Regions from separate parts of the Homo sapiens genome. Here region 1 is linked to region 2. Evidence: read pairs that join two places in POLR2A ChIA-PET (ENCODE). Cell type or tissue: MCF 10A. All regions are shown on one strand. Links, peaks and the distances in the headings refer to the core of each region. The heading gives the core; the rest is flanking DNA.

The links. Peaks named below come from ENCODE experiments on the same cell type or tissue, not always from the same donor. Only the 100,000 strongest peaks of a DNase experiment are listed, where the experiment ranks them.
Region 1: POLR2A ChIA-PET joins it to region 2 with 5 read pairs; 6 of 35 experiments call an interaction of 5 or more read pairs at or near these places.

What each region holds. Positions count from the first base shown.
Region 1 is chr18:22,023,975-22,039,680 of GRCh38, forward strand. No RefSeq gene overlaps it. Among named protein-coding and RNA genes, the nearest start is that of LINC01900, 51 kb to the left of the region's middle. In MCF 10A, for the core only: no CTCF peak of the experiment used is centred there; a DNase peak (open chromatin) is centred at 8,607.
Region 2 is chr18:21,964,411-21,980,116 of GRCh38, forward strand. No RefSeq gene overlaps it. Among named protein-coding and RNA genes, the nearest start is that of LINC01900, 8.8 kb to the right of the region's middle. In MCF 10A, for the core only: no CTCF peak of the experiment used is centred there; no DNase peak of the experiment used is centred there.

The sequences.
Region 1 (15,706 bases), core at 4,957-12,956, 61 kb after region 2:
GAGCCAGTACAGCAGTATGGTTCAGCGTGAGCTCTGAATTTGGATAGCATAACGTTCCCTCATGCCTCCAGCTGTGTGAACGAGGGCAAGTTAATTGATCTCTCTAAATCTCTGTGTCCCTGTCTGTAAATTTAGATAAAGTACTACTTTATAGGGACTTTAAGAAGATTAAATGAAGAAATATTTATGAAGTGCTTGGCACCATGCCAGATACATGGAACCTGCTTAATAAGTAGCAATTTATTTATTTATTTATTTATTTATTTATTATTTATTTATTTATTTTTGAGACAGAGTCTCACTCTGTCCCCCAGGCTGGAGTGCAGTGGTGCGATCTTGGCTCACTGCAAGCTCTGCCTCCTGGGTTCACACCATCCTCCTGCCTCAGCCTCCCGAGTACCTGGGACTACAGGCGCCCACCATCATGCCCAGCTAATTTTTTTGTATTTTTAGTAGAGATGGGGTTTCACCATGTTAGCCAGGATAGTCTCGATCTCCTGACCTCGAGATCCATCCACCTTGGCCTCCCAAAGTGCTGGGATTACAGGTGTGAGACACCATGCCCGGCCAATTTATTTAAATTAAAAAAAAAAACTTTGTAGAGGCAGGGTCTCACTGTGTTGCCCAGGCTGGTGTCTATCTCCTGGCCTCAAGCAATCCTTCTGTCTCAGCCTTCCCTCCTATAGCTCTGGGATGACTATTGTGAGCACTGCACCCAGCCCTGGACATGTATTAATATTTAAAAGGATAACAAATCAGGGAGTTTTTTGTATTTTTTTAAACACAGGGTCTTGCTCTGTTTCAGAGAACTGTTGTTCTTGAAAAAAAACCAAAAACCAAAAAAAACAAAAAGAACTCCCTTATTTGAAAATTTCCAGGGATTTATCCTAATGATGACTTGAAAAATCATTTATGGAGGGATATGATTATTTTTGAAAGAATATACTTTTTTTCTTTTTAAATGAGACTGGGTCTTGCTCTGTTGCCCCAGCTGGAGTGTAGGAGTGTGGTCATAGCTCACTACAGCCTTGAATTCCCTGGCTCAAGCGATCCTCCCACGTCAGCCTGCCAAGTAGCTGAGACTACAGGCACATGTCACCATGCCTGGCTAATATATATATATATTTTAATATATATTTTAATATATTTTCCTATATATTAATATATATTTTTATGTATTTTCATATATATATATATATATATATTTTTTTGTAGAGATGGGTGGGCAGGTCTTACTATGTTGCCCAGGCTGGTCTCAAACTCCTGGCCTCAAGTGATCTGCCCGCTTCAGCCTTCCAAAGTGTTGGGATTACAGGCATGAGCTCCTGGCTGAAACACAACACAACACAACACAACACAACAAAACAAAACACTTAATGTACTTCATAATCCCCTTACATATAAGCCAATGAGGTTGTTTCATTTTTTAAATATGTCAGGTATAGAACCCTCACAACTTTACACATCCACAGTAGGTTTCCAACTAGATGGATGGAATTAGTGGGAAGTGTGGTGGATAAACCTCTCAAGGGGTAGGTCAGAGACAGGACTGGTTAAAGGCGGGAGATTTTCAAGCATATTAACCACACACACACACACACACACACAGTCACATGACGTCCAATTCAGGAAGATATATTTTCAAACCAAAAATCAGGATAGATAGTACGAGAAATACAAATGGCCCTGGGGAACAATGGAATAGAATCTTTACCACGTGGAACTGCCTTGGACTCTCCATGGCCTCTTGACATTCTCCCGTGGCTGTGACTCCCATGTTTCTGAGTAGATCTTGGGCTTCTGAGGGCCAAATGGTCCCTATGGTTTGGGATCTTGGGCCCATTTCTGTGTGTGTTTTTGTTTTTTTTTTTTTTTTTCAGACAAGGTATCTCTCTGTCACCCAGCCTGGAGTGCAGCGGCGTGGTCTCAGTTCACTCCAACCTCCACCTCCTGGGCTCCAAAGATTCTCCCACCTAAGCCTTCCCACTAGCTGGGACTACAGGCACAAGCCACCACATCTGGCTAATTTTTGTATTTTTTTTTTTTTTGTAGAGATGGGGTTTCGCCATGTTGTCCAAGCTGGTCTCGAATTCTTGGGCTCAAACCATCTGCCCACACTGGCCTCCCAAGGTGCTGGTAGGTGTTAGCCATGGCGCCCAACCCCATTTCTTTCTCTTAGTCTATTCCAGTAGCTTCTTCCTGGTCCTTGGGTAGGTTACCCATTGGGCTCTGTCTACTAAAACAATCACAAGTTAGTTATTTAGTGGGACACATCTAACTCCTCTTCAAATCCCCCAGCTCCTAGTATAGGGTTTGATCCAGAACAAGCAGTCAATCAGTGTTTGTTGAATGAGATTGAATTAGCGTGGGTGAGAATTAGCAATGTTCTCCTACTTCCTGAGCCACCTGGATCAATACCTCCTGGAGTGCCTCAGCCCAGACAACCAGGCTGGCCCTGCAGATGGCCTTAGCCTCCTGTCCCTGTGGGTGCGCGGCTGGCTGCCTTCTTCCCCACGTGGATGCAGGCCTGGCTTTGGGAAGCGTCCAGCCGGGCCCTGCTTGAAGGCCGCGGCTCCACTGGGCACATGTGGATTGCCCTGAAGCAGCATTTTCCCAAGGTTTGGCTGTGCTAATTATTCCTTCCCCTCCTACTGTTAAAACCTTGGACTAGAAAATGAAATCAGGGAGGGGGCATGGAAGGGCAGCTGGGAAGGAAAGGAGTTAATAAGCAGAACAAGGTCACCCATCTGCTGCCGCTTTCCACACTCCCTTATCTGTGACGCCATCCGCTCCAAGGTCCCCTCTTTTCATTAAAACTGTTGAATTACCCAAAATGATAAAATTAACTAAATTTTTACTGGCCTTCTGTCTTAGACATAACAGAGCTCGCTTTGATACTGCAGCTGTCCTGATGGGCTGTGCTTCTCTCCTCCCTGTAGCTCCTAAGAGGAAAAGCAGCGGCCGGTGGAGAGGCTATGGGACTAATCTGGCCCCCGTCCCCCACCTGGGCAGGCAGACTGTGAGTGTCTGCAAGGGTCTGTTTCCTGGGCAGGTGAGAGACAGGCCTGCCAGCTCATGCTCTCTGACAGGGCTGTGACAATACCTTGTCATTCCACACCTCTGCAGGGGAGAGGGGATGAGATGGCCAGGCTTCCCAAAGCCAGGAAGCCAGAGTGTCTGGAAGATCATGTGGCCTCTGTGAAGCCCCTGCATCGTCCGTGTACCAGGAGGAGAAGCAGAGGAATGTACAGGCAAACCCTGCCCTCGACAGAGGTGCTGGGCTGGAAGGGAAAGAGCATGTTGCCACTGGGTCAGGTAAAATCTAGTTGTTGTGTGATCCTGAGCACTGAAATCCAGTGAGTCTCAATTTCTTCAACGGTGAAATAAGAACAGTAACCACTATGTCAAAGGACTAAAGGAAATAACATATTAGATTCCAGCCCCTGCTTGGCAGATAGTGGGTGCTCAGGTAATGTTTGTTTGACCAATTATTCCTAAACAGACCCACCATATTAATGTAACCACCAAGGCCACAGCAAGAAACCAAAACAAAAAGTAAAAGTAGGGGAAAGGCTGATATTTAAATTCCTTCAGGATACTTTAAAAAACACAAATGAAAGTATTATAAATGCTGTTATGAGTTTTCTACTTTTCAATCTAGTGATACATCTTGGAGATCGTTTTAAATTAGTACCTAGAGATTTGCCTCATTCTTTTAAAAAATTGACTGCATAAGTTGGATGCTGTGGCTCATGCCTGTAATTCCAGCACTTTGAGAAGCTGAGGTGGGTAAATCACTTGAGACCAGGAGTTCAAGACCAGCCTGGCCAAAATGGTGTATTTTTGTCTCTACTGAAAACGCAAAAATTAGCCAGACGTGGAGGCACACACCTGTAATCCCAGCTACTTGGGAGGCTGAGGCACGAGAATCACATGAACCCGGGAGGCAGAGGTTGCAGTGAGCCGAGATGACACCATTGCATTCCAGCCTGGGCAACAGAGTGAGACTCTGTCTCAAAAATAAAAATAAAAATAAAAGACTGCATGACATTCTATAACCTGGGCATATCAGGCCTCTATTGACCAACAGGTACATATGATATTTTGCTATGTTCAATGTTGACCCCATGAATATCCTTGTACCTACTTCTTGGAGCACCTGAGTCAGTGTACCTATAGCCCTACATCTTTCAATACCTTAATAAACAACTTGGGTAAAAATATGGAAGGCACATTTTTCCGTTTTGCTGAAAGGTAAAACTAGTACAATTGGTGGACAGAGTTCTATGTGTATCTCCATGAGACTATCATTCATATAGTCTCATTTATATACAAATTATATTTATCACTTACATATTGAGTACCTACTGCAGTGTATAGGGAGTCTAGAGTCTCAGGACAGGGGATGAGCTTGAAGTTCTCCAGGTGTCGTGATATATGTCTGTGATGTAGATTGTGGCATGGATGTCCAGTGATACATTTCAGTTGGATTGAACAGAATTCGAATGAATTAGAAGTTCTTGCTGGGCGCAGTGGCTCACGCCTGTAATCCCAGCACTTTGGGAGGCTAAGGTGGGCGGATCATCTGACGTCAGGAGATTGAGACCAGCCTGGCCAACATGGTGAAACCCCGCCTCTACTAAAAATACAAAAATTAGCCAGGTGTGGTGGCGGGAGCCTGTAATCCCAGCTACTCAGGAGGCTGAGGCAGGAGAATCGCTTGAACCCAGGAGGTGGAGGTTGCAGTGAGCAGAGACTGAGTCACTGCACTCCAGCCTGGGCTACAGAGCGAGACTCCGTCTCAAAAAAAAAAAAAGTCCTCTACTTGGCTAGATTTTCAGACCCTCACTCTCTTGACTACCCTCCTCTGAGAAAACTCCAGGATGCCGGCCGGGTGCAGTGGCTCACGTCTATAATCCCAGCACTTTGGGAGGCCGAGCCGGGCAGATGACGAGGTCAGGAGATGGAGACCATCCTGGCTAACATGGTGAAACCCCATCTCTACTAAAAAATACAAAAAATTAGCTGGGCATGGTGGCGGGCACCTGTAGTCCCAGCTACTAGAGAGGCTGAGGCAGGAGAATGGCGTGAACCCGAGAGGCGGAGCTTGCAGTGAGCCGAGATCACGCCACTGCACTCCAGCCCGGGCGACAGAGTGAGACTCCATCTCAAAAAAAAAAAAAAAAAAAAAAGAAAACTCCAGGATGCCAACATCTCACCTACACAGTAGGATGGAGGAGGCAGTTGCTATTTGTGTGGATGGTAATGTCACCCTGTTGTCACATAGTGAGTTTACAGTTGTCAGAAACCCCTAGGGTAAGTGGGTTGCTTGTTTTTTCAGGAATAGCTGTTAAACCAACTGATCCTTATTCTGTTCTACATAAGCTTGTACTTTTCAACCTCAGTGTAGGGTGTTTGTGAGTTTTTCCCAAAATAGCTATTAGGAATAGCTATTAAACCAACTGATCCTTATTCTGTTCTACGTAAGCATGTATTTTTCAACCTCAGGGCAGGATGTTTGTGTTTTCCCCCCAATAGTTTCCTTTCTTTAGTTTCACCTGTGTTTTACTCTGTTGAGATGCTGATTCCTAATTCTAAATAATCGGAGTTTGGGGGTCTTCAAGACATTTTTTTCCCAAACTAGGAAGTCAGGACTTTATTCTGAAGGCAATGGGGAGCCACTGAAGGGCTTTAAGCAGGATAATAATAACAGATTTTCCTGCTAGAGATATCACCCAAGGAGCAGAGGTGAGGATTAACTTGGCGGCTGCAAGATACCAGGTACGGAGATCATGTTGGACCTCGGAGAGGAGACTTGGGGAAGGCCTCCTCCAAGTCAGCAGCAGTGAGAGCCGAGAGAAGGGGGTGGACAGAGGATACGTGGGGAGTGGAAGGACGGGAGTGTGGAGCTGATGCGGATGCCCCCAGGGGTGACTAGATGAAGCCTTTTACCAAAATAAAGAAGCTGGGGAGGAAGAGGTGGGTGAGCCTGACTTTGGGTGTGATGGTGGCGAGGAGTGGCTGGGATCCCAGTGAAGCTGTCTTCTGGGGCCTGGGAGACAGGTCTAGCCTGGGGCCTTGTGTGGAAGTTATCCACTTACTGAGGGAGCTAGGAAGAGTGCATACATGAAAGAAGGATATGACAGCAGCTTCCAGGTGCTGCCATGTGGAAGAGGACACAGACACACCTGTGTAGCTCTGAGGCCAAAACTAGGATGAAGTGTGAGAGTTGTAAGGATGTGGCTTTCAGGGCAATAACAGAAGAACTTTTCAACAGGACCATTGCAGTCCTATTGCGGGCAGTGGCTGACAACCTCTGGGCACTATGTGGGAGGGATCGTCTACTGAATGGCCAGAGATGACAAGATGGGTTCCTGCCCGCAAGGAGTTCATGATCATTAGGGGATTTCAGAAGGGAAATGACCATTGACTGAACTGTTCATCACTAGGAGCTCAGAAAAGGGAAAGATTGGCATGAACTACGAAGGAAAAAAGGATGACCTCCATCTGGATGGGTAAAAAAGAGGAATTCTCTAGATCTCTGGAGCTGGGAAGAAGAGACCAGCTGAAGGCCAGTTTATAGCCTGTCATGGCAAGCTACCCTCTGCTTTGACCCCTCTAAATGCTTCTCATCTCGCTCAAAGTCAACTCCAAGACCTTTCAGTGGCCTGTAGGCTCCACAGGGCCCGTGTCAGATCTTGTCTCCTACCGCCCTCCCCAAGCCTGCACCGTGCCAGCTGCACTTCTTCCTACATCCCCCTCAGCAGGCCAGGCACCCTCCTGCCTCGGGGCCTTTGAAACTATTGCTGGTGCCTGAATGTTCTTCCCAAAGATTTGCACAGGTCTGACTCCCACATGCTTTTTGGATTTCTGCTCAAGTGTTTCCTTCTCATGGGGAGCCCTGATTTCCCTACCTAAACCAGCAACTCCACTACCTTCTCTCTGCTTGATCTTCACAGCGTTCATCACCTTCTTACATATTGCAGTATTTATGTGATTATTGTCTGTCTCCCGCAACTAGAATAGAAGCTCCATGAGGGCAAGGACTTTATCTGTTTTGATCACTGCTGTATCTCTAGTGCCTGGAACTGTGCCTGGCACAGTGGGGAGAACCCTGTAAATATTTGTTGAATGAATGAACAACCTCATGGTCCATACTGAGGGGTTCTAGAAGATGAGGCTGCATGAGTACCGTTGTCCAACTGTGGAAGTTCTAGTTCTGGCATGGAAGCTTGGACTAATATGGTTCAAAATATGGAGACCTTTTGTTTTTTTCCCTAGAGAGACAAAATGAAAATTATGGCTTAGTAGCAGAAATCCATCAAGAAAAAAATGTAATTTCTCCAAGGGGAGCTGGATTAGACTCTCTTTGGTCTTGGAATAGCAAATGCATTATTTATTTATTCATTTATTTATTTATTTATTTATTTATTTTTGAGACAGAGTCTCTCTCTGTTGCCCAGGCTGGAGTGCAATGGCACGATCTCGGCTCACTGCAACCTCTGCCTCCTGAGTTCAAGCGATTCCCCCACCTCAGCCTCCCCAGTAGCTGGGATTACAGGCACCCATCATCATGCCTGGCTAATTTTTGTATTTTTGTAGAGACGAGGTTTCACCGTGTTGGTCAGGCTGGTCTCAAACTCCTGACCTCAGATGATCCTCCCACCTCAGCCTCCCAAAGTGCTGGGATTATAGGCGTGAGCCACCATGCCTGTCCCAGTTACAACATTTTCTAAGGGCCTGCTGTTGCTCAAACTCTGCTGAGTTTTGTGGGAGGTCCTAGCATGTAGAGGAGTGGTATAAACCTTAAGGAAATAGTTGGCACAGCACGTGACCCCCACACCCCACACCCGCTCCCGAAGCTCCGGACAACTGTGGACTTTTAATATTGCTTGTTAAAGGAATGAATCAATGAACAAACTTGTGATTTTGTTGGGGAGACAAAGCAAACATGCGTTAAAAGGACTTTATTAACTGACAAGCAACAAATGGAGTGAAAATTAGTACTGTGCTTCAGAGGAATAAGGATGAACTTTGAAATTGTATCTTCAAAGGCAGCAGTGGCTAAGAGCATAAACTCTGAAGCCAGACAGCCTGGGTTTAAATCACAGCTCTCCTGGTATTAGCTGTGTGACCTTGTCCATTTAATCTCTCCTCCTTAGTTTATTTGTCTATAAAATGGGGATAATAACAGTACCTCTCTCATAGGATTCTTATAAAGATTAAAGGAATACAGATGAAGCACTTAACCGGCACAGCATCTAATAATTGCTGTGCAGTTGCTGACATTTACAACCAGATTTGGGTGGGTTTCAGAGTCTGAACTTTAGACAATTTTGCTACCCTAGCTTTGACACAGCTTCTGGCAAATTCTAGGAGTTCATTAAATAGACACTTTTTCTGCCCTTTGCGAGTTTCAGTTTTCTCATCTGTCAAACAGTCATAACAGGACTGGGGTAGAATTTAAATAAAATTTCTTGCTTCAGTGCATAGCACATGATGTGTGCTAAGTAAATGTGTTTTGAATGAATGACATGTGTGAATCACTACCTATGGTGAGTTTGGAGTGAGTGAGCCTTCAAGGAATGTAAGTAGGGGAGTGATAGGAGGCGGGTAGGCGTGATTTAGGTGTTTGCTGAGTGACCATTATGAGTCAGATTTTGAAGGAAGCACAGATTACAGGTTGGCTGAAAAAAGAGAAAAAGCATTCTTGGTAGATGAAATAGCATGGAAAATCTCCAAGAAAAGCTGAAAGGAGAATGAAAATAGAGTTAATGAGACGGGAAGACCAGTTTTTGCAACACTTTGAAGATCAGGAGTTTTCCTTTGTACTTACGGCCCCCAGTGAATATTCCTGGGCTGTGATTTGCCTCCTGTCTTAGCTAATTGGATCATAACATGAATCTGTCACCAACATTTGCCATTTAGGATTGGGAGAATGGACCTCTCAAATGGTTAGGGTAATTCCAGTATCACTTCCTAAAGTCTACTTAGAGTTTTCAACAATACTTTTTGGGGTAAGAAAAACCACCTTAAAATTGCGGACAAACTTCTGTGATTCTGGGAATATGTTTTTCTTATTGGTCAAAATTCCATGAGAAATACCAAATCCAGGATAGGCAAATGAGCCTGTTCCCAGCTGCAGTCGTGTTGCCAGGGGAGTCTGAAACACTTTTTAAAGAGCCCCCAAAGTCTTTCAACATGAACACAGGCACACTGCCGGGAGCTTGAGACCTAATGCTCTGGGGAATGCCCTCCCGTAGAAAGGGATAATGTGAGGAAACTGAAAAAGAATTGGAAGAACCCGTTTCAGATGGAATCGAACAATGCCCCATTGGCCCCCAGCCCTTATGCTCCTGCCGCAGGATTCTTCACTTTACTCGCAAGATGCTGCTGGGGAAATGGAAGTGATTAGAATATGTCTCCCAACCCATTTCTGTAGTCTCTTGCCTGTGGGTGCCACCACCCTTTGAGAACTGAAAAATGCGTGTGCCCCCACCTCCAGGCAGAGCTCCAGGCCTGCACATGCACACTTTGCCTATAATATTTGCAGGTCACAGAACAGGGGCCCATCCCGTGGCCTCAGTTAAAAACCCACACTGCTGAGACAGCTATTTCCTTTATCTTATATTGTTGTTTACATGTTTGTCTGCACAATAGATTGCAAATTTGTTGACAGTGGCACCAGGTCTTAAGTTATTTTGGTATTCTCCCTAGCTTTTTTTTTTTTTTTTTTTTGACAGGGTCTCACTCTGTTGCCCAGGCTGGAGTGCAGTGGCATAAACATGGCTCACAGCAGCCTCGACCTCCTGGGCTCAAGCGATCCTCCCAAGTAGCTGGGACTACAGGCATGCACCACCATGCCTAGCTCATATTTTCTTTTGTAGAGACAGGATCTCGCTATGTTGCCCAGGCTGGTCTCAAACTCCTGGGCTCAAGTGGTGGTCCCACCTCAGACTCCCAAAGTGCTGGGATTACAGGCGTGAGCCACTGGGCCTGGCCTTTCCCTAGCATTGATACAGTTTCTGGCAAATTCTAGAAGCTCAATAAATATTTGTTGATGTGAATCCCCACCTTAGTGACCGGTGCAACTGCTTTCTTTTTTAGTGTAATGAAACTGAACTTTTTCTCCAAATGGAATTAGTAAATCTCAAAGAGAAAAGAATCCGGGTCTGCAGCCCAAACCCGCATGCCTTTGGGGGAACACGCACAGCAAGAATGCTTTATGCCTTGGCTTTTCCAGACACAGGCTCAACACGAGGAAACAGCAAGCACAGGGGAATTATAACAGGGTGATCTTGAGATTTTTTTTTTCTTTTGCCCCAACCCTGATCTGTGGCACTTGAACAATCTTGGTTTCCGGAGAACAGACTACTGTAATGATAATCCAGGAAGTAAATTGCCTTTTGAAAAGCAAGGAAGAAACCAATGGACTAAGTATTTATTTATATTTAATGCTCCAGGACTTCTGTTTCCAGCTTTGAAGAGTTCCTGGCAAACGCTTTGTGAAGTCATTAATCTTCGGGGCAAATCTAAATGTCTTGCACAGCTGGATGCGGTGGCTCACGCCTGTAATCCCAGCCCTTTGGGAGGCAGAGGCAGGCGGATCACTTCAGTCTAGGAGTTTGCAACCAGCCTGGGCAACATAGTGAGACCCTGTCTCTATAAAAATGAATAATAAAAAAAGAAATCTGAAATAATCCTCTTTCTCGCAGATAATCATGCTTTCCGCATTTCACATGCACACACACACATAAACGAAAAGGTGTTATTCTATGCATATTAGTAGCCTGTTTTCCTCACTCTAATAATAATTCATTCATTATGGATCAGTAAATACGTACCAGGAGCATTGTTTTGAATGGCTGTATATAGTATTCCATTGTGATTGTACCAAAATCTGTTTAATCAATTGCCCTATTTGGTAATTTAATGGCTGTATTGGTTTGCTAGGGCTGCCATAACAAAATACCACAGATGGGGTGACTTAAATTAACAGAAATTTATTTCCTCACAGTCCGGATGCTGGAAGTCCAAGATTAAGGTGTCAGCAGATTTCATTTCTCCCGAGGCCTCTCTCCTGGGCGTACAGATGGCTGTCTTCTCCTGTGTCCTCACATAGTCTTCCCTCTGTGCCTGTCTGCGTCCTAATTTCTTCTTATAAGGACATCAGTCATATTGGATTGAGTCCACTTTAATGCCCTCATTTTGACTGAATTACCTTTTTTTTTTTTTTTTTTTGAGATGGAGTCTTACTTTGTTTCCCAGGCTCAATCTTGGCTCACTACAACCTCCGCCTCCCAGGTTCAAGGGATTCTCCTACCTCAGCCTCCCAAGTAGCTGGGATTACAGGTGCCCGACACCACGCCTGGCTAATTTTTGTAGTAGAGAAATGGGTTTCATCATGTTGGCCAGGCTGGTCTTGAACTCCTGACCTCAGGTGATCCACCCGCCTTGGTCTCCCAAAGTGCTGGGATAACAGGCATGAGCCACTGCGACCAGCCTGAATTACCTCTTTAATCACCTTGTCTTCAAATATAGTCACATTCTGAGGTACTGGGGACAAGGCTTCAATATATGAGTTTTTTGGGCAGGGGACATAATTCAACCCATAACAATAGCCGATATTTCTTAAAGCCTTACTATGGGCCAGGAACTGTGCTGATTGCTTTACATAAAGCATCTCATTTAACTCCTTAACAAACCTAGGATGTAGGTACTATTATTGTTTCCATTTCACAGATAACAAAACTGGCACAGAGAGGTGTGGTAACTTACCTCAAGGGCACACAGCAAGTAAGTGGTAGAGCTGGATCCAAACCAGGCAGTCTAGCTTGAGTTGTGCATTTAGGCACTTTGTTGCCATTATAAGTCACAGTCTTTACTATATTTACTATTATTTCCTACGCACTTGCTAATTCCCTAAAATAAAGTTAAATTTCTGGGTGAGGCCAAGCATGGTGGCTCACACCTGTAATCCCAGCACTTTGGGAGGCCGAGGCGGGTGAATCACTTGAGGTCAGGAGTTTGAGACCAGCCTGGGCAACATTGTGAAACGCCGTCCTTACTGAAAATACAGAAAATAAGCCGAGCATGGTGTTGTGTGCCTGTAGTCCCAGCTACTCGGGAGGCTGAGGCAGGAGAATTGCTTGAACCTGGGAAGTGGAGGCTGCAGTGAGCCAACATTGCACCACTGCACTCCAGCTTGGGCAACAGAGCAAGACTCTATTAAAAAAAAATTCTGGGTAAGTATATTTGAGCATTTTTAGTGTTTTTCATACAAATTACCCATCCACCAGAGCCTATACCCATTTACATCTCCAACAGCAGTGCACGAGGGGCTGTTGGATGCAAAGCCTCTGTGGGGTGTGTGTTGAGTGTGTATGTGTGTGTGAGATAAAATGATTGACTGAGGTGAGGCACACACCTAGGAAGAATGAACTCTAATTAGGGTTGTGTGGAGTTCATCTCTTAGACTTCCATTCTCACTTTGTCCATCCTATCATGCAAGGAAGAGCATAAAGCTGACTGATCCAAATGATGGAGCCAGTTTGGTGAACAATGTATATAAACACTTTATCTTAGAAGTGAAAAGAGAAATCCCGTAAAAGTGATTTTCTTTTGGTGTGTTATTTTTCTTAAGACAGGTTTATTGAGATATAATTTACTTTACATAAAGTTAATCGGTTTTTGTTGAAGAACCATCTTCTCCAGTGTCTTCACACTGGTCCTCTCAATTAAACAACAACAACAACAACAACAGGAGAAGGCTGGGCGTGGTGGCTCATGCCTGTAATCCCAGCACTTTGGGAGGCTGAGGTGGGCAGATCACATGAGGTCAGGGGTTCGAGACCAGCCTGGCCAACATGGTGAAACCCTGTCTCTACTAAAAATACAAAAATTAGTCAGGGGTGGTGGTGCACGCCTGTAGTCTCAGCTACTTGGGAGGCTGAGGCATGACAATCATTCCAACCTGGGAGGTGGAGGTTGCAGTGAGCCAAGATCACACGACTGCACTCCAGTTTGAGTGACACAGTGAGACGCTGTTTAAAAAAAAAAAAATGTGGCCGGGTGCGGTGGCTCATGCCTGTAATCCCAGCACTTTGGGAGGCCGAGGCGGGCAGATTACCTGAGGTCAAGAGTTAAAGACCAGCCTGGCCAACATGATGAAACCCTGTCTCTACTAAAAATATAAAAATTAGCTGGGTATGGTGGCACACGCCTGTAATTCCAGCTACTTGGGAGACTGGAGGCAGGAGAATCACTTGAATCTGGGAGGTGGAGGTTGCAGTGAGCTGAGATATATAAGCCAGTATCACGCCACTGCACTCCCGCCCGGGCGACAGAGCCAAACTCTATCTCAAAAAAATAATAAATAAAAATAAAAAACGGGAGAATATTTAATCCATTCCAAAACACCCATCAGGAAATGAAGGGAACCATAGGAAGATCTTCCACCTATAACAAACAGAGCGAGGTTACTGGCTTTCTGCTTGCTCCTGGCATCCAGAGGTGTGATATTTGGAAGAAATTCTGTATCCTTCAGCTACTCCCCGATATTCAGACATAAGTTACACACATCTGGAGAAGAGTTCTGCCCTGTTGAAGCTAGAAGGGTGCTCGATGGGAAAGAGAAAGGAGCATCAATCTGCAAAAAACTGATCAACAACAACAAAAAAAACAAAAGAAAAAGAAAATAACAAACGATTTTTCAAAGTGGCTGGGCCATTTTGCATTCCCACCATTGATGCATGAGAGTTCCAGTGCTTTGCATTCTCACCAGCACTCGATATTGACAGGGTTGATTTTCTTTTCTTTCTTTGGTTTAGTCATAGAAACCAAACCACTGCACATATAAGTGTGCAGTGACTACTGACTACTGATACTGAACATCTTTTAATGTGCTTATTTGACATCCATATCTTTTCCTTGGTGAAATGTCTATTCAAATATTTACCTATTTTTAATTGAGTTGTTTGTTTTCTTATCATTAAGTGTGAAAATTCTTTTTTTTTTTTTTTTTTTTTTTTTTTTTGAGATGGAGTCTTGCTCTGTCCCTCAGGCTGGAGTGCAGTGGCGCAATCTCGGCTCACTGCAACCTCCGCTTCCCGGGTTCAAGCCATTCTCCTGCCTCAGCCTCCCAAGTAGCTGGGATTACAGGCACTTGCCACCACGCCTGGCTAAGTTTTATATTTTTAGTAGAGACAGGGTTTCACCACGTTGGCCAGGCTGGTCTTGAACTCCTGACCTCAAGCGATCCACCGACCTCAGCCTCCCAAAGTGCTGGGATTACAGGTGTGAGCCACCTCACTGGCCAGATTTATTTTCTTTTTGTTCATTTTTTACTTTCTAATTTCTAAGTATGAGAATTCTTTATAGATTTTGGATATTATCCTTTATCAGGTAAACTTTTACCAATACTTTATCCCAGTCTATGACTTGACTTTTTATTTTCTTAAGTGCATCTTCAGGAGAGCAAATGTTTTCGATTTTGGTAAAGTTCAATTTATGAACTTTAAAAAATATGGCTGGGCATGGTGGCTTATGTCTGTAATCCCAGCACTTTGGAAAGCTGAGGCAGGAGGATTGCTTGAGCCTAGGAGTTTGAGACCAACCTAGGTAACATAATGAGGCCCCATATTTCAAAAAAAAAAAAAAAAAGTATTAGCCAGATATGGTGGCTCACATCTGTAGTCCCAGCTACTTGGGAGGCTGAGGTAAGAGAATTGTGTGAGCCTGGGAGACTGAGGCTGCAGTGAGTTGTGATTGCGCCACTGCACTCTAGAGCCTGGATGACAGAGTGAGACCCTGTCTAAAAAAAAAAATGGTTTGTGCTTTTTGTGTTCTATCTTAGAATTTTTTGCCTATCCCAAGATCACAGAGATTTTCCCCAGTGTTTCATTTTTGAAATTTTGTAGTTTTAAGACTTACATTTAGGTTTGTGACTCTTTCCAAGTTAATTGTTTTATGATGTAAGGTATAAGTCAAGGTTAATTTTATTTTATTTCTTGGCATAGGAATATTCAGTTGTTCTAATACTGTTACTTGAAACATAAAGGCATCTTAAAACTTCCAATACTTTTCTTTTTCTTTTTTTTTGAGACGGAGTCTCAGTCTGTCACCCAGGCTGGAGTGCAGTGGCGCGATCTCGGCTCACTGAAAGCTCTGCTCCCGGGTTCACGCCATTCTCCTGCCTCAGCCTCCTGAGTAGCTGGGACTACAAGTGCCCACCACCACGCCCGGCTAATTTTTTGTATTTTTAGTAGAGACGGGGTTTCACCGTGTTAGCCAGGAGGGGATGAGGTGTGGAGGGGGCTGCTGAGAGGCTCTGGCTCCGTAGAAGTTGTCATGAGAGCCCACCCCTATTCCTCGTCTAAATGGTGCCCACTGCGGGCTGCTGAGAGGAACAACCCCCACCAAGCCCGGGTCTCATGGTTTGGCTCTTTAAAGATGGTGCCTGAGCAGGAGCTGACTTTGAGATTCAGCGATACCATCAGGGCTGAGTGAGCACTGCTTTGGTGAGTTATCTTCAGTCCCACTTTGGGGGCCTTGGAACAAGCATTTGCAGCTCTTTCTGGTGAAAGATATGGCTGAAGCTTTTGGTGGGCCTGGGACCCTTTCTTATGTGATGGAAACCTCAGGACTAGGCATTCCCCGGTACCCCCCAGTTTCTGTGCACCCTAGAGTCATACACAAATCTGCTATT
Region 2 (15,706 bases), core at 3,608-11,607:
TTTGAGACCAGCCTGGGCAACATGGCAAGATCCTGTCTTAAAAAATAATAATAATAAAAAAAGAGAAATGATTCTGTCTCTAGCTGGGTGTGGTGGCTCATGCCTGTAATCCCAGCACTTTGGGAGGCAGAGGCGGGAGAGTAGCTTGAGGCCAGAAGTTCGGGACCAGCCTGGGCAACATAGTGAGACCCTGTCTCTACAAAAAAATTAGCCATGTACAGTGGCATATGTCTGTAGTCCCACCTACTTGGAAGGCTGAATTTGGAGGATCACTTGAATGCAGGAGTTGGAGGTTAGAGTAAGCCATGAGCACTCTAATGCACTCCAGCCTGGGTGACAGAGAGAAACCTTGTCTCAATACCCACCCCCACCTCTCCCCCTCCCCCCCAAAAAAAATTCTGTCTCCAGACTGCCTTCAAACTCAAGACTGCAATGTCAACTCTTGCTGGAGTTTCCCGCCTGTTTCCAGCCTGCTTGCCTGTCCTGCAAGTTTTAGATTTGCCAGCTTCCATCATCACATGAGCCAATTCCTTAAAATCGATCCCTCTCTCTATACACATATCCTATTAGTTCTGTTTCTCTGGAGGACCCTGACTCATACAAGCAGTGCTTCTCAAACTTTGATGTAACTACGAATCACCTGGAGATTTTGTTAAGTCGCAGATTCTGATGTAGTTCTGGGGTGGGACCTGACATTCTGCATTTCTGGGTTATCAGAGGATGCTGATGATATGGGTCTATGGGTGACACTTTGAGTAGCAAGAGCACCTTCCCTGGGTTCTCAGAGCATCTGGGCTTCTTGAAAGGAGTAGGGACAAGTCCTCTCAGAATCTTCAGAAATTTAAGGAGTCCATAGTTAGTTCCTTCCTCTAAAGCAGGGGTTATAGCCAGGCGTGGTGGCACGCACCTGTGGTCCCAGCTACTTGGGAGGCTGAGGTGGGAGAATCACTCAAGTCCAGGAGGTTGAGGCTGTAGTGAGCTGTGATTGCACCACAGCACTCCAGCCTGGTGACAGAGTGAGACCCTGTCTCAAAATAATAAATAAATAAATTAATTAATAAAAAATGAAAAGCAGGTGCCAGCAAACATTTTCTGTAAAGGGCTAAATAGTAAATATTTTAGGCTTATGGGTCATTATTTTTCAAAGCTACTAAATTCTGCCATTATAGCATGAAATTAATTACAGACAATACATAAACTAGGCTGGGCACAATGGCTCACACCTGTAGTCTTAGCGCTTTGGGAGGTGGAGGCAGGAGAGTCACTTGAGGACAGGAGTTCAAGACCAGCTTGGGCAACACAGCAAGGCCCCATCTCTACAAAAAATTAAAAATCAGTCTGGCATGGTGGGACACACCTGCAATCCCAGCTACTCAGCAAGCTGAGGCAGTAGGATCACTTGAGCCCAGGAGTTTAAGGTTGCAGTGAGCTCTGATTACGCCACTGCACTTTAACCTGGTGACAGAGTGAAACCCTGTCTCTTAAGAGAAAAACCAAAACAAAATGTGAACTAATGTGTGTGGCCGTGTTCCGATAAAACTTTATTTATTTATTGAGACATAGTCTCGCTCTGTTGCCCAGGCTGGAGTGCGGTGGTGCAATCTGGGCTCACTGCAACCTCCGTCCCCTGGGGTTCCAGCAATTCTCGTGTCTCAGCCTCCCAAATAGCCGGGATTACAGGCAGCTGCCACCATGCCCAGCTAATTTTTGTATTTTTAGTAGAGACAGGGTTTTGCCATGTTGGCCAGGCTGGTCTCTAACTCCTGACCTCAAGTCATCTGCCCTCCTCAGCCTCTCTAAGTGCTGGGATTACAGGCGTGAGCTGCCGCGCCCAGCAGGACTTTATGAAAACAAACTGTGACTGGATTTAGCCTATAGGCCATAGTTTGCCAACCACTGGTTTATAGAATCACTTGACAGTCAGGTTCTCCAGGACAGGGTTTTATTCACTTTGGCAGTTTCAGGACCTCATGCATCAGAGGCATTTAATAGATGCTTAATGAAAAAAAATGAATATATTGAATGAGGCCATTAAGATTTGGCTGCCCATAATCTGCGAAGCACAGATTCTCAGTTACCAAGTAACTATCTTTTTTTTTTTTTTGGATTGAGTCTTGTTCTGTCGCCCAGGCTGGAGTGCAGTGTTGCGATCTAGGATCACTGCAACCTTCACCTCCCGGGTTCAAGCGATTCTCCTGCCTTAGCCTCCCCAGGTAGCTGGACTACAGGTGCACGCTGCCATGCCTGGCTAATTTTTTTATTTTAGTAGAGACGGGGTTTCACCGTGTTGCCCAGGCTGCTCTCGAACTCCTGAGCTCAGAAAATCCACCTGCCTCGGCCTCCCAAGTAACTATCTTTTATTGTCTTTTCAGTTTCTGTTTCAGATAATGAAATAAGAATGTGTCATAATTTTTGTATAAGTGAACTTTCTGGCTCCTGCTTGCTTCCTTCTGCTGTCCTATTCCTTAGGCCAGAGATATATAGATAGAATACATAAGAAGATAGATAGGAAAATTCAGTATATGATATGGAAATGTGTAATGAGAATATCATGGTCAAAAAATGGAAAAATAACAGTGCAAGTATAGCTAATGCATACAAACAAATTCTTAAATTTATTGTGAAATATTTTGTACATATAAAATGAATAACATAATATATGTGGCATAAAAATTGGCATGCATCTGTAGTCCCAGCTACTCGAGGGACTGAAGTAGGAGGATCACTTGAGTCCAGGATTTCAAGGCCAGCTGGACAACATAGTGAGACCCCGTATCACACACACACACACACACACACACACACACACATACAAATTTAATATGATGACTGCAAGTGATTTTTATGTGTTAAAAACGATTTCAAGGCCTAGTACGGTGGCTCACACCTATAATCCCAGCACTTTGGGAGGCTGAAGTGGGAGGATTGCTTGAGCCCAGGAGTTTGAGACCAGCCTGAGAAACATGGTGAGAACTTGTCTCTACAAAAATTAAAAAATTAGCGGGGGGCCGGGCACGGTGGCTCAGGCCTGTAATCCTAGCACTTTTGGAGGTTGATATGGGCAAATCACATGAGGCCAGGAGTTTGAGACCCTCCTGGCCAACATGGTGAAACCTCCATCTCTGCTAAAAATACAAAAATTAGCTGGGTGTGGTGGTGCATGCCTGTAATCCCAGCTACTTGGGAGGCTGAGGCAGGAGAATTGCTTGAACCCAGGAGGTGGAGGTTGCAGTGAGCTGAGATTGTGCCACTGCACTCCAGCATGGGCAACAGAGCGAGACTCCATCTCAAAAAAAAAAAAAAAAATTAGCCGGGCATGGTGGTCCCAGCTACTTGGGAGGCTGAGGTGGGAGAATGGCTTACGCCCAGGAGGTCAAGGCTGCAGTGAGCCATGTTTGTACCACTGCACTCTAGCCTGGGTGACACAATGAGATCGTGTCTCAAAAAAAATAAAAAAATTCAAGAAAATGCATTTTATATTTAAATATCACATGCTCATTTTAGAAAACAAAATTTTAAAAAAATCTGTGTAATTTCACACGCCAAGGATCAGAGAAAAGACTAGGAAAATGGAAACTCAGAGTGGAATTTGGAAGCCCCTATGTTGACATTATTGGATGAGAGAATGTATTGGTAATTGAGGCAGGCTGCTCAGTGCTCAGTGGTTTTATATATATATATATATATATCTCACCTGGGCCTACCTTTTTGAGATCAGTTGTTACAGGTCATGCTCCTTACCCCACTGTCCTTCTTATTGCTACAAGCTCTAAGCTCAAAGGAGAGTCGAGGAGGATGTGGGGTGGAGCCCGTGCAGGCCCACGGTCTTAATGCCAACCTTTTGGATGGCAGGTTCTTAACACCATGTTCAGGTGCAGTGGGCTACATGCCAGCCTCAGCACTATGGCTTCTCATGTAGAACAGCACATTTAATTTTTACCCTTAGCTAAATGGAACCACTATTTCCCAAGAGCAAAGTAGGTTTGGCCTCTATGGTTGCATTCATATTTGCATATAAAATTGGCTCCCTCCCTGTCCAAATACTTCATTTCCACATACCAGGTGATGGTTATTGATGATGGAAAAGACCTATTAGTAAATGATTATAAAGTACTTGGCTAATCAAAATGAGAGTGAAATAGCCCTCTGATAAGGCAGGGCCATGGCAAGCATTGATAACCCGGACCTCACTGGCCCTGGAGTTCTTTGTGAGGTCTAGCCTTGGCAGGCCCCACATGATCCGTATTGCCTCTGCGTCCCAGCACGCCATGTGGATTGGGTGTGTCCTGGGAGCTGAGCACTGTGCAGACTGTGCAGAACCTGGACAGTGCATGGTCCCTGCGTCCTAGCTTAAAACTGATCCCACTGTGATGGCATGACCTAGCCTTGGGGGGTCAGTTTTTACTAGCTTGTCACATAGGCTCAAGGCAGTTTGTACACTGCAGGAACACATAATTTTAAGTGTTTGAAAACACCACTAGACCGATACTTGTACACCCATGTTCACAGCAGCGTTGTTCACAGCAGCGTTATTCACAGCGGCCAAAAGATGGAAACCACACAAATGTCTATCGGTAGATGAATGGAGAAACAAGACGTGGAATGTACATACAATGGAGTCTTAGCCTTAAAAAGGAATGAAATTCTTTAAAAAAAATTTTTTTTTATAATAGAGGCAGGGTCTCACTATGTTGCCCAGGCTGGTCTCAAACTCTTGGGCTCAAGCACTCCTCCTGCCTCAGCCTCCCAAAGTATTGGGATTTCAGGCATAAACCACTGTGCCTGGCCTTCTCCTCTTGAATATCAATATATTTCCTTAAAAGAATGGGGCCTGAGGCGGGCATGGTGGCTCACGCCTGTAATCCCAGCACTTTGGGAGGCCGAGGCGGGTGGATCACCTGAGTTCAGGAGTTTGAGACCAGCCTGGCCAATATGGTGAAACCCCATCTTTACTAAAAATACAAAAGTTAGCTGAGTGTGGTGATGGGCGCCTGTGTAAATATACACAGGTGGTGGGCGCCTGTGTAAAAATACAAAAATTAGCTGAGCGTGGTGGTGGGCGCCTCTCAGCCTCCTGAGAGGCTGAGACAGGAGAATTGCTTGAACCCGGGAGGCGGAGGTTGTAGTGAACCCAGATTGCGCCACTGCACTCCAGCCTGGGCAACAGCGTGAGATTCTTAAAAAAAAAAAAAAAAAAAAGAATGGGGCCTGCAGTTTCCTATGTATGTATGTATGCATTGGAAAATTTGTGCCTGTAGTTGTTGTTCTTCCCTCACTATTCAGAAACTTCTGGAAATTCAATGTTTCCTAATAACTGGAGCTACAGTTATCACTTCAGTTGCCAAATGAGTTGGGTAGGAATCTGAACTCGCTGTTCTGCTCTCACCAGAAGCAACACCAAACATTTAGGTGCTGAGGGCTCCTGGCAGGGTGCTGTGGGAAGTGCAGGGAAGCCCCTGACACAGGACCCCAGGGATGTGCTGCTGCCATAGGGAGCGGGCAGGAAAGGGGAGGAATTGGACACAGCTGGTCTAACCTTCCAGCCTCCCCGCTGGCCCCACCTGCCTCCTCGAGTCTCTGACTGCTTAGGATTTCATGCTCGACCTTTGCTGAACTCTCTCTCTCCAAACCAGCCTCTTAGAATTTTGTCTGTTCCTTTGATAGGTGGAAATGGATTGCATTTTAAAATGTCTCCCTCCTCATTTATATAATGGCAAGTAAAAGAAAAAAATAGTTTCCCCCTCAGCCAAGTGCAGTGGTGCACCTGCAGTCCCAGTGACTCGGGAGGCAGGAGAATCACTTAAACTCAGGAGTTCTGGGCTGTAGCATGCTATGACTGTGCCTGTGAATAGCCACAGCACTCTAACCTGGACAATGCAGCAAGACTCTGTCTCTAAAAAAAATCCAAAAAACAAAAAATAAATGGTTTCCCCTGGAACTTTCATTTCAGGTACCAGCAAGACTTGTTTAGCCAAAAACAAGAGAAGAAAAAGACATGAGTAGGTATGTCGTAGAAAAGAAAATATACGCGAATACGATACATTTAAAGAGACACCCAGAGTTATCAGTAGTCCGCAAAATAAAAATCAAGGCAGCTGTTGGCATACCATTTTGCATCCTTTGATTGGCAAAAAAACAAAATGTCTGACAATACTAAATGTTGGAGAGGATCATCTTACACATGCTAGTGGGAGTATAATTTGGTATAACCACGTTGAAAAGTTGATTGGTCTTAGTTCCTAAAGTGGCATATTTACATACCTTATGACTGAACAGTTCCACTCTATGGGATACACGAAAGAGTGATTTCTGCACCATAACAATAACAACAGCAACAATAACAATAAAAGGGATAAGTACAAAAATGATCAAACAGTACTGTTCACAATAGCGAAACACTGGAGACATCAGGAGAATGTATAAATAAGTATTATGTAGCAATTGAAATGTATGGACTAAGCAATATATAACAATGAGAATGAATCTTTGCATATGTTAAAAGTCCCAGAAGATTAGTGACAGCATGGTACCCCTTTTTATAATTAAAAACAATGTCAATAACTGTATTCTTTAAAATATACATATAGACTCAATACAACTATTTACAAAGGAAAGCCAGGGCAGGATGAACAGGAGATTCAAGCAGCTATGAAGGAGGCTAGGATGGGGCCACATGGTTTGATGAGGGCCATTGCCCAGTTCCTTGCTTTTATTTTGGGTGGTGAGTTTGAGGGTGCTTATTGCATTATTAAAAAGAAGTAACTAAATAACAGCAGGTGCAGAAGTCAATGAAGATGGCCGGGTGTGGTGGCTCACACCTATAGTCCCAGCACTTTTTGGGAGGCTGAGGCGGGCAGACTGCTTGAGCTCAGGGGTTTGAGACCAGCCTGAGCAATGTGGCGAGACCCTGTCTCTACTAAACAACAACAACAACAACAACAACAACAACAGAAAACCCAGGTGTGGTGGTGGCCGCTTGTGGTCCCAGCTACTTGGGAGGCTGAGGTGGAAGGATTGCTTGAGCCCAGTGGGTGGAGGTTGTAGTGAACCGTGATCATGCCACTGCACTCCAGCCTGGGTGACAGAGGGAGACCCTGTCTCAAAAAAAGTCAACGAATAGAGTCCAGGATGATGATGAGCCAGGATGATGATTCAATCACAATCTGACACTATGTTCCTGAGAGTCCCTTGTCCCTCTTCCCTGTCTCCCAAAAACAAACCAAAGAAGCCGAGTTAGCAGTCAGCAGAACAGCAGCTCCTTCCACCTTGTGGTTTCTGCATCATAGGGGAGCCTCTTATCCCCACTAAAGCCTCCCTTGTCCACCTGAGGATATCTGCAAATGCCACTCTTCCAGATTCATTTCTTTTTGCTTCAGTTCCCCTGCCTTCTCTAAAAAAGCATACAGTGTTACTGCAGGGTGGTAGAGTATGATTCATTAGTCATGAATGTGTATTTTCAGAACAATCTCAATGATCTCTTCATGCCTCTACATAGAGATTTATTTTAATATAGAGATGGGGGTCTCGCCATGTTGTCCAGACTGGTCTTGAATCCCTGGGCTCAAGTGATCCTCTTACCTTCAGCCTCCCAAAGTGCTAGAATTATAGGCATGAGCCACTGCGCCTTTTAACAATGGCATAGATTGAGCTGCCCCATTATTTATGTAACGACTCTTTTATTTATGAGCATTTAGATTGTTTCTAGTTTTTAATTTCACAAACAGATGCTACAGTAAATAAAATTGCTGCAAGGAGTATTCTTTCTCACTTGGGTGAGCATGCCAGTAGAGTGAATTTCTAGAAGCAGAATTGCTGAGTCAAAAGAAATACATATTTACATTTTGGTGGCCACTGCCAAATTGCCTCCAAAATGGTTCTACCTATTGCCAGACCCACCACCAACACGCCATAGCAGCTATGTTAGGAAGCCGTGTTTTTATGGTTTCTTTTGTTTTCCCTGAGCTGGCCTGGGAGTTGGAGTGGTTCTAGGACTGGGGACCAGGGAGACGCAGCACTCACCTCCTCACCCTTAACCTCTGCCCTCTGTGTCCTGGTTGCTGATGGGCAGCAACCAAGTTGTTCTTCCCCTTGGCACTGACAGGGCCACCGTGTCCTCTCTGCCTGTCGCTTTTCCCTTGCAGTCAGTGAATGGGTCGGCCTGGCCTGGCAGTGCCTGGGTTGCTAGGAAGTGGTGAGGGGGGTTTGCCTGAGGGGGATGTGCTTAGGATTGGTGAAAACTCCATTTAGGATGAAAGCGGCAAACATCTATATAAATCCAAACTTGAAAGTACAACCCCATAAATAACGGGACTGGGGAAGTGCCAAAACATGTTACAAGATCAACAAAAGCCTGTTGTCACTCATTCAGAAACCTGACATCTCTTCTTTTGGATTCAGAAATCCCAAGGTTTGGTTTCAAGGTGACTACAACTTTCCACCTAAAGCTCACATTCATTTGTTCTGCCGTGTCTGCAGTATGTGGCAGAAAAGAAAAGAAAATCTTTACCTTTTGCTCTTCCTTTTATCAGTTTCATCAAGGTCCATCTAGCATGCTTAGCATGCAGTTAAGTCTATTTTTAGGAGAATTTTTTTTTTTTTGAGATGGAGTCTTGCTCTGTCACCCAGCTGGAGTACAATGGTGCAATCGCGGCTCACCACAACCTCTGCCTCCCAGGTTCAAGCGATTCTCCTGCCTCAGCCTCCTGAGTACCTGGGATTACAGGTGTGTTGCCACCACACCTGGCTAATTTTTGTATTTTTACTAGAGATGGGGTTTCACCATGTTGCCCAGGCTGGTCTCAAACTCCAGACCTCAATTGATCTGCCTGCCTCGGCCTCCCAAAGTGCTGGGATTACAGGCATGAGCCACTGCGCCCAGCCGAGAATTTTTAAAATTTATTTTTATTAATTTTTTAAAATCATTATTATTATTTTTTTTAGACAGTGTCTTGCTCTGTCTCCCAGGCTGGAGTGCAGTGGCATGATCTTGGCTCACTGCAACCTCCACCCCCCGACTCAAGTGATCCTCCCACCTCAGCCTCCCAAGTAGCTGGGACCATAGGCACACGCCACCACATCAGGCTATTTTTTTTTTTTTTAGTAGAGATGGGGTCTCGCCACGTTGCCCAGGCTGGTCTCAAACTCCTGAACTCAAGCAATCGCCCACTTTGGCCTCCCAAAGTGCTGGGATTACAGGCGTGAGCCACCACATGCACCTGGCCAAAAATTTTTTTATGATACCAATAAATAGATACAGGGGTCTTGCTCTCTTGCTCAGGCTGGTCTCAAACTTCTGGGCTCAAGTAATCCTCCTGTCTTGGCCTCTCAAAGTGCTGGAATTACAGGCATGAGCCACTATGCCAACCCGGAATAGGTAATTTATTTATTTGACTTTTATTTTAGGTTCAGCGGATACATGTGCAGGTTTGTTACCTGGGTATATTGTGTGATGCTGAGCTTTGGGGTATGAATGATCCCATCACCCAGGTACTTAGCACAGTACCCGACAGTTAGTTTTTCAACCCTGGCTCCCCTTCCTCTCTCCCACCAGGGGAATATTTTCACTAGACTTTGGGTCAAACTGCTATCCAGTGTCCTCACTTAACTGAGTTCATATGAACCTTCATGAGGTTCTGAGTCCTTTTGTCCTGGAGGACGTGAGCCACAAGTGGGCTCTTTTAGAATTCAATTACAAACCAGAGCCGGGGTATGAGAACCACTTTTCTAAGCCTAGAGGCCTGTGGTGAAGATGGTGTGAGGTTAGGGTCTTGTCAAAGAAAACTCAAATTGTGGCTGGGTGCAGTGGGTCACACCTGTAATCCCAGCACTTTGGGAGGCCGAGGCTGGTAGATCACCTGAGGTCGGGAGTTTGAGACCAGCCTGGCCAACATGGTGAAACCCCATCTCTGGTAAAAATACAAAAATTAGCTGGACACGGTGGCTCACGCCTGTAATCCTAGCTACTCGGGAGGCTGAGGCACGAGAATCACTTAAACCCGGGGGGGCGGAGGTTGCAGTGAGCCGAGATCGCGCCACTGCACTCCATCCTGGGCAACACAGCAAGACTCTGCCTCAGAAAAAAAGAAGAAGACCCAAATTCTATCCCTAGCTGACTCAGACCTTTAGTTTCTTTAGCTATAAAATGGTATCTAGAATTGTTCTGGTCGAGTATGATAAGGATTTGAATTAAGGAGATGGCATGCATGAGGACTTTGAGTGACATGGAAGAGCAGTGAGTATTCTTTGGTATTAAATGTCACCTTTCATTTGTGAGTGTAAAAGCCAAATGTGATGAGGGAATAATCCCTTAGAGTAGCACCAATTTAGGATAGCATTAAGAATGTTAGCTTGATGGCCAGGCACGATGGCTCAGGCCTGTAATCCCAGCACTTTGGGAGGCCGAGGCTGGTAGATCACCTGAGGTCAGGAGTTCCAGACCAGCCTGGCCAACACGGTGAAACCCCATCTCTACTAAAAAATACAAAAATTAGCCAGGCATGGTGGCAGGCACCTGTAATCCCAGCTACCTGGGAGGCTGAAGCAGGGAGAATTACTTGAACCTGGGAGGTGGAAGTTACAGTGAGCTGAGATTGGGCCACTGCACTCCAGCCTGGGAGATACAGAGAGACTCCATCTTAGGAGAAAAAAAGAATGTCAGCTTGATGATCTGATTAGTTTTTGCATTAAGTATACAACTGTATATATCATGCTATTTTAGTTTAAAGGTTTTAGTTTATAAGATGTAAGTTACAAGCATATACAGTTCAGCCTCGAATAACGAAGGTTTGAACTTTGGGGGTCCACTTATTTGTGGATTTTTTTCTTCCTCTCCACCCCTGAGACAGCAAGACCAACTCCTCCTTCTCCTCCTCAGCTTACTCAACGTGAACACGATAAGGATGAAGACATTTATGATGATCCACTTCCACTTAGTGAATAGTAAATATATTTTCTATTCCTTATGATTTTTCTCAATAACATTTGCTTTTCTCTAACTAACGTTATTGTAAGAACATAGTATATAATATATATAACATACAAAATATGTGTTCATTGACTTTTTTTTTTTTGGGCAGAGTTTTTGAGGCAGAGTTTTGCTCTGTCGCCCAGGCTGGAGTGCAGTGGCACAATCTTGGCTCACTGCAGCCTCTGCCTCCCAGGTTCAAGTGATTCTCCTGCCTCAGCCTCCCAAGTAGCTGGGATTACAGGCATGTGCCACCACACTGGGCTAATTTTTGAATGTTTAGTAGAGACAGGGTTTCACCATATTGGCCAGGCTGGTCTCAAATTCTGGACTTGAAGTGATCCACCCTTCTCGGCCTCCCAAAGTGCTTTGGTTACAGGCGTGAGCCACTGCACCAGGCCTCATTGACTGTTTATGTTATTGGTAATGCTTTTGATCAAGAGTAGGCTGTTAGTAGTTAGTTAGGGGGAGAGTCAAAGTTATACTCAGATTTTTGACTGAGGAGGGATTTGGCACTCCTAATCCCATGTTTTTCCAAGGATTAACTGTACTATAATACTGAATGATTACTATACTTCTGGTACCAGAAAGGCTTAATGGCTGTTATTTAACTTAATCCACAAAAAGTCCTATGAGATTGGCAATAAAATTTATCCACTTTGGCTGGGCATGGTGGCTTATGCTTGTAATCCTAGCACTTTGGGAGGCCAATGTGGGAGAATCGCTTGAAGCCAGGAGTTCAAACCCAGCCTGGGCAACATAGTGAGACCCTGTCCCTTCAACAAATTAAAATATTAGCCAGGTGTGGCAGTGTGTGCCTGTGGTCCCAGCTACTTGAGAGGCTGAGGCAGGAGGATGGCTTGAGCCTGGGAGGTCAAGGCTGCAGTGAGTGGTGATTGCACCACTGCATTCCAGCCTGGGCAACAGAGTGAGACCCTGTCTCAAAAAAAAAAAATTACCCATCTTTATATATTATGCACATAACAGAGGTCAATAAATATAAGTACAATAACAATAATAATAAATTACATGTATTATTTTTTATATTTAGGGAGCTAAGCTAAGCACCTTTACATTATTTCATTTATTCCTCCTAATCCTGTGAGGTGGAGAAGATTCTCCCTGTGATCCATACAAGGAAAATAAGATAGACGGAGGTTAAATAATGAACGTAACTAAAGCCAGTGAACTACTAAAAGGCTGGGGGCTGAGATTTGAAACATACAAATACACAGGATAATGCAAAAGCCATTATGCAGTTAAAGCAGCAGGAAGCTTTATTCTTCTTTGAAGTAAAAGAAGGATAATTTTGTTTCCATTTCCATCGGATTCTTAAATACATATGGCAAAAATACCATGCAGTTCAACATTTTATGTTGGAGGGAGCTACTCTATGTCATAAAGCGACCTATTGTAAAGTAAATCATATTTTCCCATAGGAGCAATGTTGTAATAAAGGGCCTTGTTCTTGGCTGAGAATTTCACATCCAATAAATCAAACCGATGACCAACAATATGGTGGAAAAGCAGAACCAAACAATAAAATTACACTTCAAAATCCAAGGATTTCAGAACTCAAAGGGACCTCAGAGACGACAGAGTAAGTAGCTTTAAAACTTTCTAAAGCAGAGAAACCTCTTCTTCAGCAAAATCTTATTAGTCCATAGATAAAACAGTTGAAAAAGAGGCCACAGTATTTGTACAAGAAGGGAGATTTTATATATATTTATGTTTGTGATGCCTTGGGAACCTGTCAGAGAATACAATAAAATGGTGATGAGGAAGAATTGTGGGGATTGTGGCCAGGTGTGAAGGGATCCTTACATGTCACTCTACTCCCTTAAATGGTTGATTTTTTTTTTAAATTATACTTTAAGTTGTAGGGTGCATGTGCACAATGTGCAGGTTTGTTACATATGTATACATGTGCCATGTTGGTGTCCTGCACCCTTTTTTCTTTTTTTTGAGACAGGGTCTCGCTCTGTCACCAGGCTGGAGTGCAGTGGCGTGATCTTGGTTCACTGCAACCTCTGCCTCCCAGGTTCAAGCGAGTCTCCTGCCTCAGCCTCCTGAGTAGCTGGGACTACAGGGACGCGCCACCATGCCCAGCTAATCTTTGTATTTTTAGTAGAGATGGGGTTTCACCATGTTGGCCAGGATGGTCTCGATCTCTTGCCTCGTGATCTGCCCGCCTTGGCCTCCCAAAGTGCTGGGATTACAGGCATGAGCCACTGCACCCAGCCTTTTTTTTTTTTTTTTTTTTTTTTTTTGAGACAGGGTCTTGCCCTATTGCTCAGGCTGGAATGCAGTGGCGTGATCATGGCTCACTGCAGCCTTGACCTCCCTAGCTGAACCCATCCTCCCACCTCAGCTTCCCAATTAGCTGGGACTACAGATGTGAACCGCCATGCCGGGCTAATTTTTGTATTTTTTGTAAAGACGGGGTTTCACCATGTTGCCCAGGCTGGTCTCCAATTCCTGGGCTCAAGCGATCCTTCTGCCTCGGCATCCTGGCATCACACCTGTAATACCAGGTGTGAGCCACCGAGCGTGGCCCCAGATGAAATTAATTTGACTAATATATTTTATTTAATCGAATGCATCCAGTATACTATCATTTTAACATGTAATCAATATAAAATTATTACTGAGATAGTTTACATTTTTTTCATACTAAATCATTGAAACCATTGGTGTGCATTATTCATAATAGCACATCTCAATTCGGGCCAGCCTCATTTCAAGTGCTCATGAGCACTGTGGCTGGTGGCTACAGAGCAGGTGTGCAACACGCTAGGTGTACTGCCTGAATTTCAGTGCACACTTAATGAATGCTAGCTGTCATAAATTTTCTCCCTTTGCTCATGCTGTTACACATCCTCCTCCTTCTCTGTTGAAGTCTTGCTCCTACCTCGAGATTTGGCCAACTGGCCACATCCCCAAAGCCTTCTCCACACATCGCATCAGAACAGATCCCCTCCTCCTTTTTCTGGTTCCTCAATGCCTATTTCTATGGTAGATATTTTGTCTACCTTCATAGAATTTAAGCTCCTAAAGAGTTATAACCCATTTTTGATTCTTTATACCCTGGGTCCTAACTCAATGCCCGGCCCATGGGAGGGGTGGAGTATGTGTCATGTGAATGCATAGAGGGATAGGAGAATTGCTTGGGTGGCAGGGAGGGCGGTTGTGGGCTGCTGGTTTTCTTTTTGTTATTTAATTTTTACATACTGGTGGGCAGAGCCAGCTCCCTCTTTCCCTCTTCCAACTTCCTCTCAAGGTCATTTCCCCAAGCTGGGCCTTGCCACAGAAAAGCCATGATAAGAAAAGCAAATGTCTTCGTTAAACAGTGGCCCCAAGGGAAATCACGAAATGTAAGCAGGGGCACCCAAAGGCACAAACAACACCTTTCACGCGCTCTCTTACTTAGATGTTCTAAACCTTTGTGAAGTGGAAAGAGAAACTGCCCAACCTCCATTTCTTACAGAGATTTGAGCCCGGGAGGGAGAAGGCCCAGGAGATGAGGGTGCAGGAGAAAGGGGCATGTTCTCTGTGAGGTTCTCTCCGTGGAGCAGCCTGTCTGCTCCGGGTGGGGTGGGGGGTCACCGGCACAGGAGGGGCCATGTCACAGGGCAGCTGGGGGTTCCGGAGCAGGGCCGCTGTGTCCGTGGCTCACATTCTTTTATCACTGCTCTTTAGCCCAATTCTCAGTGTCTGTTTTCCTCCTGGTTTCTGCCCCTGAGAGTGAAGTTGGGGGCAGGGAGGGATACTGAGGCATTTTTAAACCCCGGGCTCATCTTTCACCTTTTGTCAAAGCTGTGCGTCAAGTTTGGGGGGCCCCAGCCCTAGTGCATCCCTGTCTCCTGTAACTTTAAGGAACTGCGGAGTTGCTGCGTTTGATGTGTCTTAACTTTTAACACAAAGCACACCAGGGCTGGTTAATGATCATGAACTGTCATGGCAGCCACTCTGCAAAGGTGACATTGATGGATGGAGCCTGCAGCTTTGAGGGAGGCGGGTGGGTGCAGGGGCAGAAGGTTTATTTAAGCCAAGGCTGATAATAGAGGGGCCTTGTGAGTCACTGACCAGCAGGACTTTAATGGGATAAAGAGAAGGGGAGAGTCCCCTTTCTGCACTGCCCTCTGAAGGGGTAGTTCTCATTCTCCTCATCTTGTCTACCAAATAAAAGCATTCCTTGAAGGTTCAGATCTATTTAAAATCTTCTGCTAAGAGGAGGAAAAAAAGCCCACCTCTGTAATCAACCTTGTCATCTTTCTTGGTTTGGCCTCATTTATTTAGAAGTTCATGTTTACCTTACTTAGCCATTTGAAAAAGGCATTCTTAAAGACATTATGTAGGGAGGGTCTAAGTAAGAATGAATTCAATCTTCCAAACAGCCATAATCCCCTTGGGATTACCAATGAAATGTGAATAGGAGTACAATTGGGGTTCCTTAAGTGACTGTATTTTTCAAAAAAAAAAAAAAAAAATTCAGGCTGCATGTGGTGGCTCACACTTATAATCCAAACACTTTGGGAGGCTGAGGTGGGAGGATCACTTGAGGCCAGAAGTTCGAGACCAGACTGGACAATATAGTGAGACCTTGTTTCTACAAAAAATTATCCAGGATTAGTGGCACATGGCTGTAGTCCTACCTTTTCAGGAGGCTGAGGCAGGAGGATTCCTTGAGCCCAGGGGTTTGAGGCTGCAGTAAGCTATGACTGTGCCACAGAATTCCAGCCT